Regions from separate parts of the Mus musculus genome. Here region 1 is linked to region 2. A link is a contact called in ENCODE Hi-C or POLR2A ChIA-PET data. All regions are on one chromosome and are shown on one strand. Each heading gives the region's core, a stretch centred on a gene start or an enhancer-like site at or near the end of the contact. The rest is flanking DNA. Distances are from core to core; before and after follow the strand shown.

The links. Hi-C counts contacts between places; a loop is a spot of excess contacts on that map. ChIA-PET counts read pairs that join two places held with the same protein, here RNA polymerase II (POLR2A).
Region 1: POLR2A ChIA-PET joins it to region 2 with 10 read pairs in embryonic stem cell. The contact joins the promoter of Fcor here to the promoter of Camsap3 in region 2. A Hi-C loop is called at or near these places in 2 of 37 maps with a recorded cell type or tissue (mouse embryonic stem cell and regulatory T cell). POLR2A ChIA-PET finds 5 or more read pairs at or near these places in 3 of 5 experiments (Patski and embryonic stem cell).

What each region holds. Positions count from the first base shown.
Region 1 is chr8:3,668,696-3,675,029 of GRCm38, forward strand. It overlaps Fcor (Foxo1 corepressor), which reads right to left and starts at 3,696. Exons shown (of 2, transcript NM_001357661.1): 1 at 3,485-3,696; 2 at 2,490-2,701. The coding sequence starts at 3,673. The coding sequence ends at 2,564. It overlaps Mcemp1 (mast cell expressed membrane protein 1), which reads left to right. Exons shown (of 7, transcript NM_026985.1): 7 at 1-210. It overlaps Gm45231 (a long non-coding RNA gene), which reads right to left. Exons shown (of 2, transcript XR_870093.2): 2 at 5,325-5,911.
Region 2 is chr8:3,585,264-3,592,286 of GRCm38, forward strand. Camsap3 (calmodulin regulated spectrin-associated protein family, member 3) reads left to right here and starts at 2,187. Exons shown (of 17, transcript NM_027171.3): 1 at 2,187-2,696. The coding sequence starts at 2,549.

The sequences.
Region 1 (6,334 bases), core at 2,446-4,945, 85 kb after region 2:
CCTCCCCATTCTCTTGCTCATGTATGTGCATCTGGCTGTTCTGTATGTGTGTCACTGAAGTGGTGGGTGATAGACATCACCCTGGAGATGTGTCATGGCATGGGTCATTCCTAGTGTTTTTGGTCATGTCAGCTTGTGTGTTCAGGGCATGCACACAAATGTAGCCATCGATTTCTGCACTTGTATTTATGATTCAAGAAGATAAATGCCAAGGGAAATGATATGACTCTGGAGCTGTTTTGGGGAGGCCTGTGGGACAGAACTTTGGGACCTGGTGGGGAGATTGGATTTAGGGCTTTGGTTTGGTGATGAAACAAAACACCCAGTCCTGGAAGCCAGACATGGTGCAGCTGGACTGTAATTCCATCGCTTGAGAGGCTGATTGAGATAGGAGGATCATGAGTTCAAGGTCAGCTCTGGCTACAAAAGTAGAGCTGGGGTAGGGTAGTGAGATGGCTCAGCATGCAAAATGCACCGAGGCAGAACCTGACCTGAGTTTTATCCCTGGGGTCCACACAGTGGGAGCCCCACCTGCACACCAAGGTGAATGAAAGACACAATACTAAAATAATTAGAAAAAAAATACCCAAAGGAATCTATGCCCTACTAATGAGACATGTTGTAAAAAAAAGTATTTAATAAAAATTTCCAGTGCAGGGTTCCTTCCCACCTTAGACCATTTGTGTTCCCGAATGAAAGACACAAACTATGCCATATATTTTAAAATATGCCTTAGGCAGCTCAATGGCTGAACAGCTGCCCATGGTCCATGCCGTTAGAATCCACTTTCCAACTGATAACTCCAAGTCATTACTCACTAAATTCTATGTTCTGTCTGGGCTGCTCTTAACTTCATTTATCCAGCCCACATGGCCACGCTTTTATGGCTCTCCTTCTCCCTCCTGCACCATAGTCCTCTTCCATGGTGGCTCTCCTTCTCCCTCCTCTTCCTCATGGTCTCTAGCCTGGGGAAACTTCAACCCTGCCTATGTCATGTCTCTTCTCCCCAGTTATTGGCTGCTGGCATCTTTATTTGCCAATCAGAATTAATTGGGGGTGGGGTCCCTCAGGCTACCTGCAGACTCCAAATCTTGGAGGCCATCCCTTAGCATTTTGACAAACAGTAAAAAGACAAAACCTCAGCAAGACACTTGCTCATCCATGAAATAGATGATAGATCGGCAATGGCCAGAAAACGGAAACAGCCTAGATGTCCATCAACTGGTGAAAATGTGCTGCATATATACAGGACAGAATTTACTCAGCACCAAAGGAAAATGAAATAATGACATCGTCAGGAAAATGGATGTGACTGGAAATCATTGTGTTAGGTGAAATAAGCCTAGAATAAGGTTGGAAACAAAACAAAACAAAACAAAGCACCCCTAAACCAAAGACTGTATATTGTCTCTCATATGTGGAGTCTAGCTTCCAATATTGTGTGTGTGTGTGTGTATGTTAGAATGGGTGCATGTAGAAACCACTAAGATGGAAAGATCCCATGAGAGGGGTTGGGAGAGAAGCCTCAGGGAGAGGGGTTGGAGGGCAATAGAGCACAGGCAGTAAGAGAGTAGAGGGAGGATCCTGAGATGGTTGGATCTAAGTGGGATTGGGGCCAGGAAAATGGGTGACTTAGTCAGGGTTTTACTGCTGTGAACAGACACCGTGACCAAGGCAACTCTCATAAGGACAACATTTAATTGGGGCTGGCTTACAGGTTCAGAGGTTCAGTCCATTATCACCAAGGCAGGAGCATGGCAGCATCCAGGCAGGCATGGTGCAAGAGGAGCTGAGAGTCTTACCTCTTCATCTGAAGGCTGCTAGAACACTGGCTTCCAGGCAGCTAGAAAGCCGGTCTTAATGCCCACATCCGCAGTGATGCACTTCCTCCAACAAGGCCACACCCACTCTAGCCAGGCCACACCTCCAAATAATGCCATTCCCTGGCCAAGCACATTGAAACCACCACAGTGGAGAAGCAGAGAGTTGAGGGGATAGTCAACCCAAAGTAGGTATGTATGAAAATATCATAAAATAAGCTAATTAAAAATAGCAATAAAAGAACAAATGTTCAGTGTAGATTTCTGCATGGGCTTGAACCTGTCCCTGGGGTGTGGCTGCTGGAGCAGACCCTTACCCTCCAGGGTGCACACGAGTATAAGTGTGCCTCTGTGTGCTGGCAGCCTAAGCCCTGTAATACGTCCCTTACTGTCTCTGAATGCATGGATATATACGAGCCCCTAAGTGAGTACCCAGAGTGCGTATGTATAGCTGAGCACACCCTACTAGTGTCTGAGCATTATGTGTCCCCTTCCACCATATATAATACAAATAAAGGAAACCCTGTAGTCATGTAGGGGTAGACAAATGCGTATAATAAGCCCAGGCCTAGGGAGGCATAGCGTGAAACTCTAGACTAGATGCAAGTCTGCCTGTCCCAAGGTCTCTCCTTTTCCCCCATAGTCAGCTGTAATAGAAAGACATCAACATCAGACTCAGATGACTCTGTATTGTCCTTGCTAGTGAAGGTAGAAGGCGGGGGAGTTACATTAGGCTATGCATGCTAGCACATGCCTTTAGTCCCAGCATTTAGGAGGCAGCAGCAGGTGGATCTTTGTGAGTTCAAGTCCAGCCTGATATATAGAGTTCCAATAGAGCCAGGGCTCTGTAGAAAGACTCTCTCACCACTACCATCACCACACTAAAAAAGAAAGAAAAAGAAAGTGGGGGTTATCTTTTTACCCTAGTTTCAGTGTGTATTATTTATTAATAGAAAAATCACTCCTCACGATGAATGACATGGAAATATACCATGCAAGGCTGGAGAAATGGCTCAGAGGTTAGGAGTGCTTCCTGCAATTCCCAGGACCCTGAGTTCAGTTCTCAGCTCCCCTTTTGGGCAGCTCACAACTGTTTGTAGCTAGCTTCAGAAGATCTGATGTTACCTCCTAGCATGCACGCACACATTTCTTTATTTTAATAAATTTATGTTTATTTAGATGTATTTGTGTGCATGTCTGTGTGTATGCCACATGTATACAGGTGCTTTCGGGAGGTCGTCTGGAGCTGGAGTTACAGGCATTTATGAATTGCCTGATGTGTATGCTAGACATTGAACTCAGGACCTCAGGATTCACCATTTAAGTGCTCTTAATAACGGAGACATCTCTCTAGCCCAATAAATCTTTTTTTTTTTTTTTTAAAAGGAAATTCACCAAGCCTCAGATTCTTGGATATACATAAAAGAACATGTGCCCTAGGGCATGCACATTATCCTGAGACCAGAGGCTAACTGCCCTAGAAAAGCAAGAGATCATAGCCCAGTGCCAGCTAGTGTCAGGCACGATCCTGGTAGACACGCGCTCCCCCTTGTGGCAGTTTTCCGTACACCCCTGCTCCTCCCCCGTACCTGCACGAAAAGCTCCCCTTTTAGGACTCCCCTTCAGAGCATTTTGCTAAGATCCGGTGCAGTTCCCAGCCCTACCTGCACCGGTCTCATCCTTTCTCTGTGTATCTGCGCTGCGTCTCCCAGTCTATCTGCTTTGGATGGTCCTGCGGTGGTGAAGTGGAAGTCTCGAAGTCCCGGCCCTGGAGCAGCTCTGGTGGAAGGGCCTCCTAAGCATTCCGCAGAGCCCTCTTCCTGATGGCGGCGTGTAGGACCGCCCATTCCCATCCATCCTTGCAAACCCGGGGTCTGGTGCGTGCACAGCGGGGAAGGGCTCGGCTCCAATTCCATTTCACAAGAGTGTTCTTGCTTCACCCAGAGAGGCGTCCTAGGCTCCAGTTCACCGTCCTTTCCAGGAACCTTCTGCTACCATCTCGCTCTTTGGTCTGCTGTGGCTTCATAGTCTCCTCTAGGAGAGATGGCCTCTGTCTCCTTCCTAAAGGGTTAATGTAGCGAGGCAGGTCAGGGTCCTGGCAAAGGACCACCGGAGAAGGCAGGTGATATACTTTTCTCTTCCATAATTCCTCTTCTTTCCCCTAGTATAGGTTGGGCTAATACGGTGTAGGCTACTCTATCCATCCCCCTTCGCTTTTCCTTTCCCCTTTGGATGCTGGCCTGAGTATGCTTTTAAACTTCCTAACAGTCTGGCTTGGGTTTTCCTTAGTCCTTTTTCTAGAGCTCCAGTCCCATCAAGTGTGGCTGACCTCCATGACAGCGGATCTTCTTCATTCTCCTTGGCTTGCTTGCCCTGAGACTACAGGTTGCCTGCCCTGGACTTTCCATTTTAAACTCGAATAAATTGCCCCGAAAATTCCATTTGAGTCAGTGTCTACATTTCTGACTTTTTCTTCTCTGTAGCCTAAGCTGACCTTAAACCAGACCCGTTGTTACAGATGGCATGGCTGTTGGCCGGGTTGGGGATTCATAGCTCATACGTTTATGTTTTCACCTATGAGTTATATCCACCTAGTTACAATCAGAGGGACCCAGGGCACTTCCACTCCGGCGAACACTAGAATATAAAAGCCCCAGGCAGATGTCTTCCTTCCTCCTATCTCCCCAGGCTTTGGATCCAGGCTTTGGATCCAACGTGACTTTGAGGTGCTTGGGAAATGTCTGTTGACTGAGGGCCAGTGAGAAGAGTCAGAGAGTACAAGTGTCTCTTGGAGGGCAGTCATGATAGATCCCTTTTGGTGAGTGCTCCATAGCCTCAGTAATAGTGTCAGACCTTGGGACCTTCCCTTGAGCTGGATCCCACTTTGGGCCTGTTGCTGGACCTCCTTTTTGGGAGTCAAGCAATCTTATCCATGGCGTTCCAGTGTCTTCTTTTCTCTGTCACTTTTTTTTCTGTCATTGGTTCTTTTGAGACAGGGTCTTACTCTATAACCTTGGCTGGCTTTGAACTCAAAACCCATTCTGCTTTAGCTTCCTAAATGCTGAGACTACCTACAGGCCTGAGTCACTGTAACAGCTCTCTCTCTCTCTCTCTCTCTCTCTCTCTCTCTCTCTCTCTCTCTCTCCCTCTCTCTCTCCCTCCCTCCCTCCCTCCCCCTGTGTTGTTTTGTTTATGGCAGGGTCTCGCTATATGACCTTGGTTGCTATGGAGCTTGCTATGTAGACTAGGCTGGTCTTAAACTCACAGAGATCCACCTGTCTCTGCCTGCTTCTTGCTGAGATTAAAGGTGTGCACCACTTTGCCTAGCCTCTCATTGAGAGAGAGAAAAAGATAAATTTCTCCACTCATGCTGTCCAGTAGCAGCTTTTGTGTTCTTCAAGCGCGGGCAGTATGAGCTGAGCTGTATCTATTTTGAAAATACACACTTGGTTTTTTAACACTAGGAAGAAGTGGTAATAGCAAAGACAAGAGACATAAGGAAAATTAAAAATCAATACCCATTATTAACATTTCTTTATTGTAGTAGTCAGGGTTCACTAGAGTCACAGAACTTATGGGTAGTCTCTATATAGTAAAGGGATGAACCACTGAGCCATCTCTCCAGCACTAAAATGTACTAAAGCATTTAAAAAATAGTATTTTGGGCCAGGGGATGACCTCGTCTGTAAAGTGCTTGCTGCACAAGGATTAGGGTCTTGCTTCAATTCCCAAAACCCACATGTAAGGCCAGACATATAGGCGCACAACCGTAATCCCAGAGCTGAGGAGACAAAGACAGGGGAGGGGAACTCTGAGGCTCATGGTCTGCCATCTCAGTTGAATTAGGGCGCTCCAAGACCCAGAAAGAGACCATATTTCAAAATGAAGCCAACACCAGGTGTGGTGGTGCACGCCTTTCATCCCAGCACTCAGGCAGCAGAGGAAGGCAGGGTGTGAGTTCGATGTCAGCCTGGTCTGAACATTCAAGGTTGTCTTCTGGCCTCCACAGGCACATAGCCCCCTCCTCTTTCTTCTCCTTTTCTTTTCTGAGACAGGATCTCATTATGTAGACATGGCTGGTGTGGACCTCCCTGTGGAGACCAGGTTGTCCTTAAACTCATAGAGAGCCACTTGCCTCTGCCTATTGAATGCTGGTATTTATTCGTTTATTTTTAAAATTTTGAATTCTTTAGCTAGAAAGCCCCACATTGTTTTCATTTCTTCTCATAGTTCTTTTAATTCTTCTCTCAGATATCACGCCCTGATAGCAGCCCCGCCTCCCTCCTCTCCTCCAGCTCCCTCCCTTTCACCATCCCTCTCCCCCAGATCCACTCCTTCAGAAAAGGGCAGGCCTCCCAGGGATCTCAGCCAATCAAGTTGCAATGAGACTAGGTACATCCTCTTATATTTAGCCTGGACAAGGCAACTCAATAGGAGAAAAAGAGTCCCAAAAGCATGCTAAAGAGTCAGAGATAGCCCCTGCTCCCACTGTTAGGAATCCTACAGGAAGATCA
Region 2 (7,023 bases), core at 937-3,436:
CCCAAATCTTTTCTTTCTCAGGCCCCAGGTCCCTGGGGGTGTGCAGGTGTCAGAGGCAGCTGGCCAGCCACACAGGGAGGAGAGCGGTAAGAGAGACTACTAGAAAGTGAGAAAGACAGGACTGTGCAGAAGCAACTGATGGACAGCTGTCACAGGAGACCCACACCCGGAACAGGCTGGTCTGGGAAGGCAATGGAGTGGGGGGAGGGGCTGCACCTACTTAGTGCCAAGATCAGTAGGAGGGCAGGGCATTTCCCACCACCACCACATATACACTCACACACACACACTCACACACACTCACATACACACACACTCACATACACTCACATACACTGTCTCTGTCTTCTCTCTCTCTGCATCTTTGCATCTCTGTTTCTGTCTTTCCCCCCTCTCCTTTTCTCTCTTTCTCTCTTTCTCTCTTTCTCTCTCTCTCTCTCTCTCTCTCTCTCTCTCTCTCTCTCTCTCTCTCTCTCTCTCAGAAAGTCCTAGATCTTAATTAACCCTCTCCCTCATCCCCATTTTCCCCAAACCAGACCAGGTCTATCAATTCTGTCCTGTGGTGGGTGAAGCTGCCCAAAGCCAGGACTTGGAGAGCCTTCCCAGGTCTGATAATCCACCTTCCTCATTTGCCCAGTAGGAATGGCCCTAGTCCTTCAGGCCTGTGGGCATGCGGAAGGGAGGAGAAAAGGGGTGGCTTCAATAAGAGAAGGCCTGCCCTCCCAGATTGCCACCCCAGGACAGCTAGTGAGTGAACCATTTATATCCACCTGAATCCTCAGGAAAATGTGGCAGTTTTTGTAGCTGCCAAGGGCCGGGCAGTGGTGCCACATGCCTTTAATCCCAGCATTTGGGAGGCAGAGGCAAGTAGATTTCTGAGTTTGAGGCCAGCCTGATCTACAGAGTCAATTCCAGGACAGTCAGGGTTACACAGGGAAACCCTGTCTGGAAAAACCAAAATAAATAAATAAATAATAAAAAAAATAAAATCATAGCTGCCAGCCTTTTTCTAAGATCCATCTAGTCAACAGAGGGGAGTCCCTTAGGTTCTGCCTCACCTCACTCAAGCCACCTGTAACACAGGCCCCCAAACAGTGAGTGTTCCAACCCAGTTCTGTAGATAAATAGATTTGTATTATGGAGCTGGGAATGCTGAACCTGAAAACACACACACACACAAAAGACTGTTTATACCAAAAAAAAAAAAAAAAAGTATGCACCTACACATCATTAGTCACACACAGAAAGCCCCATGCACACAACCACACCCGCAAACACACAGATCCTCTCAGACCCTTACCTACATCTAGTCAGAGGCTTTCTTCAACAAATACTGCAGATATCAAAGGTACACATCAGGACATTTGCAATCCACCTAGTAACCCTACAGAGCTAATCTCACATACACAGCTTTTCTCCTGCCTAAATACACCCACTTGGTATCTCTGCCATCTTCCTGCCCTGACAGAGTCAACAATTACACCCTTATATGATAGATGTGTTTAGACTCACATCATTCTTTCTCCCCCCGCTCTTTCTCTTCCTTCATTTCCAATCTTAGAACACAGAAGGTTGTACAACACAATTCTTTGATTTTACTTATTTATCTCATGTATCCCAGGATCACCTTGAACTTACAAAAATTCTCTTCTTCCCACTTCCCAAGTGCCATGATTCTAGGCATGTACCTACCACCATCCCTAGCTTATTTGGTGCTTGGGATGGAGGAGAAGGTTTTGTACATACCAGATAAGGACTCTGTCAACTAGGGCACAACCCTAGCCACTTAATACAAACCATTGTACCACAACAGGTTTGAAACAGTCACCTTCACAAACAGATGACATCACAAATCTAGATACCTATAGACAGAGATGTTCACAGGTACTCTCAAGCAAGTGGATACAAACACATTCATTTTCTTTTTAAACTAGGACAGAGTCTTGCTGTGTAGCCCTGGTTGGCCTAGAACTTACTGTATAGTAATAGCCACAAACTCCATATGCATATGTGAACTCCACCTGCATATGTGTGGGATCAAAAGCCTACATGGACATCCATGACAAAGGGTCCCTAAGCCTCTCCAGGGTCCGGGAGTGAGCAGGAACACACGCGCGCGCGCGCACACACACACACACACACACACACACACACACACACACACACGAGAACGCATACAGGGACATGCGTTCTTCTGCAGCCCTTCCCTCATCCGCCATCACTGCCGCCCTTTGCAGCAGGAGGACCTATGGAAGCTTTAATGTCAGTGGGGACCCATGTGGACCCAGGAGCCAGAGAGAACTGAGTCCAATCTGGGGGCGGGGCGCACCTGGGTTCCGCCTTGGGGCGGGGTCGACGCCGCGTCGCCAGCGCGCTCGACCGCACCTGGTTCAGCGGCGCCTCAGCAGCTTTATTAGTAACAGCAGCAGCCGCGGCGGCAACCCGATTCGGGGTGGCGGAGGCTCGGCAGCAGCGCAGCGCAGCGCAGCGCACGCAGCCCAGCCCATCAGAGCGCGCGGACCCGGGCGGCCGTAACCCCGGCGTCGCCATGGTGGAAGCGGCGCCCGCAGGGTCCGGGCCACTGCGGAGGACTTTCCTGGTCCCCGAGATCAAGTCTTTGGACCAGTACGATTTCTCTCGAGCCAAGGCGGCGGCGAGTCTGGCGTGGGTGCTGCGGGCCGCATTCGGGGGAGCAGGTAACCCGAGGGCCTTTGGGGAGGGGACCGGGGGAGCCAGGCTGGGGCGCGGCAGGTGCGGGGGGCGGGGCGCCAAGCCGGGGCCGTGGGAACAATAGCTTCGGGGCTGCCTAGGGTCCCCGAGCTTTTGGTCTTTGCTAAGCTGGGCCTCCAAGCTTCCTGCTCGGACGGGGCCCTTGGACTTTGCCCGCCCGGGTCGCTGGAACGCAGTCGGGGGTGGGGCCCGCCAAGAGGCTGTGCGCCTTGGGACCCCGGGATCAGAGCCCCCAGGTGAGCAGGGGTGGGGTCTGCAGACCAATTTTGTGTGTGGTGGGGGAAGGGTCTCCTGGTAGTCCTCTGCTTCCCGCCTCCCACCCCACTCCTCAGACCCCAGGGCCTAACTGCATGGCCAACTCCCCTTTCACACACATCAGAAGCCTGTGATGGTTCCTCCTACCCCCACCTTCCCTATCTACCCTCACAACGTGTACGCGGTGGCTTGGACCCCGCAAGGAGCGTTTTAAGAGATCAGAGCTACAGCTCAGTGACTGGGACACAAACCCTGCCTTGCCGGTGGCCAGCGTGTGTGTGTGTGTGTGTGTGTGTGTGTGTGTGTGTGTGTGTGGTGTGTCTGGGACCACTCTTTCGTCTCGATGGCCCCGTAAAGGCTGGCAGTTGTGACTTATTGCCACATTTTCCTGAGGATTCAGGTAGGCATAAATGGCTCATTCACCAGCTGTTCTAGGGTGGCAGCTCGGGCGGCCAGGCCTTCTCTTATTGAAGCCACCCCTTTTCTCCTCCCTTCCGCATGCCCACAGGCCTGAAGGACTAGGGCCATTCCTACTGGGCAAATGAGGAAGGTGGATTATCAGACCTGGGAAGGCTCTCCAAGTCCTGGCTTTGGGCAGCTTCAGCCACCACAGGATAGAACTGGGAGGCCAGGCTTGGCCTTGGGAAAAACAGAGGTTCATTAAGGTCTAGGCCTTACTGGGAGTAGAAGAACGAGACATACATGCACAGAGACAGAAAAAGATAGAGACAGTAGGAACAGATAGAGATAGAGAGAAGGAGAGGGGGAGAGACAGAAACAGAGATGCAAAGATGCAGAGAGAGAGAGAAGGCAGGAACAGAGTGTGAGTGTATGTGAATGTGTGTGTGTGTGTGTGTGTGTGTGTGTGTGTGTGTGTGTATGTGGTGGTGGTGGGAAATGCCCTGCCCTCCTACTGATCTTGGCACTAAGTAGGTGCAGCCCCTCCCCCACTCCATTGCCTTCCCAGACCAGCCTGTTCCGGGTGTGGGTCTCCTGTGACAGCTGTCCATCAGTTGCTTCTGCACAGTCCTGTCTTTCCCACTTTCTAGTAGTCTCTCTTACCGCTCTCCTCCCTGTGTGGCTGGCCAGCTGCCTCTGACACCTGCACACCCCCAGGGACCTGGGGCCTGAGAAAGAAAAGATTTGGGAGTTGGGACCTCTGTCCCAGCCCCTCACAAGGCCGAGATAATTAGATTAGAAAGGCTGGCTTCCTGAGCTTTTTAATTTTGATTTTTTTATCATTGCCTGTGTATGTAAGCATGGGCATGCACCACAACATGTGGATGGAGGTCAGAGAACCACCACAAAACATCATCCTTGTCACCTGAACACTTCATCGGGTCTTCTGAAATAGGTACCTCTACCCACTGGGCAATCTTGCCAGCCAGGAGCCCAACTCTGTTAAGTCATGGTTGAGTTTGAGGCCCAGCCCTGACCAGGACAGCTGGTGTGGAAGAATAATTCAGGTTCTCTGAACTTCTGTTTCTTTTTTTATTTAAGAAAAAGAAAAAAGAAAAAGGTGTTTGTCCACTTACATATCTGTGCCTGAAATCACATAGAAGTTGCTTGCCTGTGGTGTCATGCAGTGGGTTTTCAACTCCATTACTTGTTTTAAAGTTATATTTATTTTCTTATTGGTGTGTGTGTGGGGGGCACCTATGTGGAGGTCAGAGAACAGCATGGGCCCTGGGGGTCAATCTCAGATTGTTAGACTTGCTGGCAAGCACCTTTCTCTGCTGAACTAGGTTGTTGAGAGGTGACTTGATTGTCTGATGTGGCACAAGACACAGCTTGGTCAGTGTTCACTATGGCAGCTGCTGTGGCTGGTGAGAGTATTTTATCAGTGCCTCCCAGTGTCTCTTAGGCAGAGGACCGTGCAGAAGTTACTCTGTAAGTTTGCAGAAGGGAAGCCCCTGGAGGGGACCTTCATGCTCAGATTCACACATTTCTCTTCTGTTGACCCAGCCCCTTGCACCATGCAGCACTACTCAGTGGCTGCAGCTGGCTCAGGATCAGATTCAGCTCTCAGCTACCTGTGTCTCCCTCCCAGACAAGGAGGTGGGGGCTGGGGGGAGATGCTGAGGAACAGATCAAGGCCAGGTCATCTTTAAAATATAGTTATGTGTGTGTGTGTGTGTGTGTGTGTGTGTGTGTGTGTGTGTGTGTGTGTGTGTGTGTGCCTGCCTCTGGGTGTCCCAGGGCTTGTGTGGCAGTCAGACAGGTTAGGGTTTTTTGTTCTTGCTCCTTGGTTGTGTAGGTGTCAGGGATAGAATTCAGGTTATCGGGCTTGGTGGCAAGTGCCTTTACCAGCCAAAAATCCTCTCTTCCTGGTGCAGTTTTATTGTTGTTTGTTTGTTTGTTTGTTTGTTTTTGATTGGTAATTGCCAGCACTTGGGTTGCAGCCTAGGGCCCTATGCTAGGGAGTGTCTACCAGCTGAGCTGTGACCCCAGCCCCTCATTGGGGGATGCTAGGGAGCCACTGTACCACGGAGCCACACCTCCAGCCCCTCTCTGATTTGCTGGGTAAATAGGTTCATACCACCAGGCCCTGCCACTTGGGTTTCTTTACAGACACCTTTCTACAGGGAGCCAATGCTTGGTGCTTAGGGTGTGGAGGAGATGCTGGGAGAGATCCAGGAGAATGGGGATGGGCACCAAATTAGGTCCTGGATACCTACTGTGGTAAGACCCAGTGTGGTCCAAGCAGCTGGGTCTGCAGGAGAAAGTTCCCAAGATTTTCCAGAGGGGGGTGGGTGAGGAAGGGGGGTTCCCCTGAGAAGCTGTCTTGAGACCACCAAGGGGAGCAGCCTATGGCTGCAAGCTGCTTAGAGGAGAGCATGAAGCTCCCCATGGTGCCTGGAGGTCAGAGCAAGAGGGTGCAGAGTGGGCTTCAGAAGGAGGACCTCTCAGATTAAGATCCAAGGGAGGGCACTGGGGAGCCAGAGAAGGTGTCTGGGCACCAAGGAGCTCACACAGACTTAGGAAGGGGTAGTTCTGGTGTCCCCCAAGGCAAGGTGTGAGGAATGCAAGCTGGTGGGCTCAGGAGAGACAGACTTGGAGATAAGAAAGGCTTCTGTGTAAATGTGTGGAATACCAACTGCCATTCCTTAGGCCTTGCAAATAGGAGAGAGGTGTGTGAGGGAAACTGGTTTCATTTGGGCTCCGCCATTTTCTGGCTGTGTGATTTTGGGTAAGCTACCTTAGCTGTGTGAGCTGTGGTTTCCTTATCTGTACAATGGTGTTAGAATAAGTGTTTTGGGGGTTAAGGATGTAGGTCAGTCATACAGGAGACAAGAAAGACCTTATTTGCCAGGTCAATAACAAAAGTGTGTTGTAGGGTTAAAGGCACAGACGGTCATGGAATGAGTAAATATTAGCTGTGTTATGGAAATTTCCTGTCTAGTGGGGTTGGGATTAGCCCCTATGTGGTTATTGAATGCTTATAACTGGTATAATCCTGATGTGCAGTTAATATAAACACTGGATCAAAGTGTGGTGGTCCACACTAGTTATCCCAATACAGGGGAGGCATAGGCAGAAGGATCATGGGTTCAAAGCCACCCTAGGCTGTATAAAAAATCTTCTATCCAAAGAAGAGAAAACAAAAGCAGCATAATACAACATAATACAGGTTGGGGATGTGGCTCCCTGAAGGAGTTCTTTCCCAGTGTAGGAAGCTGTGCGTTCCATGCCCAGGAACACAGAAACCGGGCATGGCAGGGCACAGCTGTCATCTGGATAGTTGAGTGGTAGAGGTAGAAAGATCAAAAGTTCAAGGTCATCTTCAGCTTCTGTGAGCATTTGAAGCCACCCTAGGCTACAAAAGACTTTACCTCAAAAACAAAAACAAAACCACAAATCAAATCATCAGTCAATGATTTGCTACTCCTTGTATATTGCAGTGGTTTTTGAACAGGATTGGGCTGAGTAAACTGTCACCAAATTAATAGTTCTTTTTTCTGCTTTTAAGTTTTTACTTTTAGTATTTTTTACCCTTTTATTCATTTGATTTTTGTTTGTTTAAGATTTATTTATTTT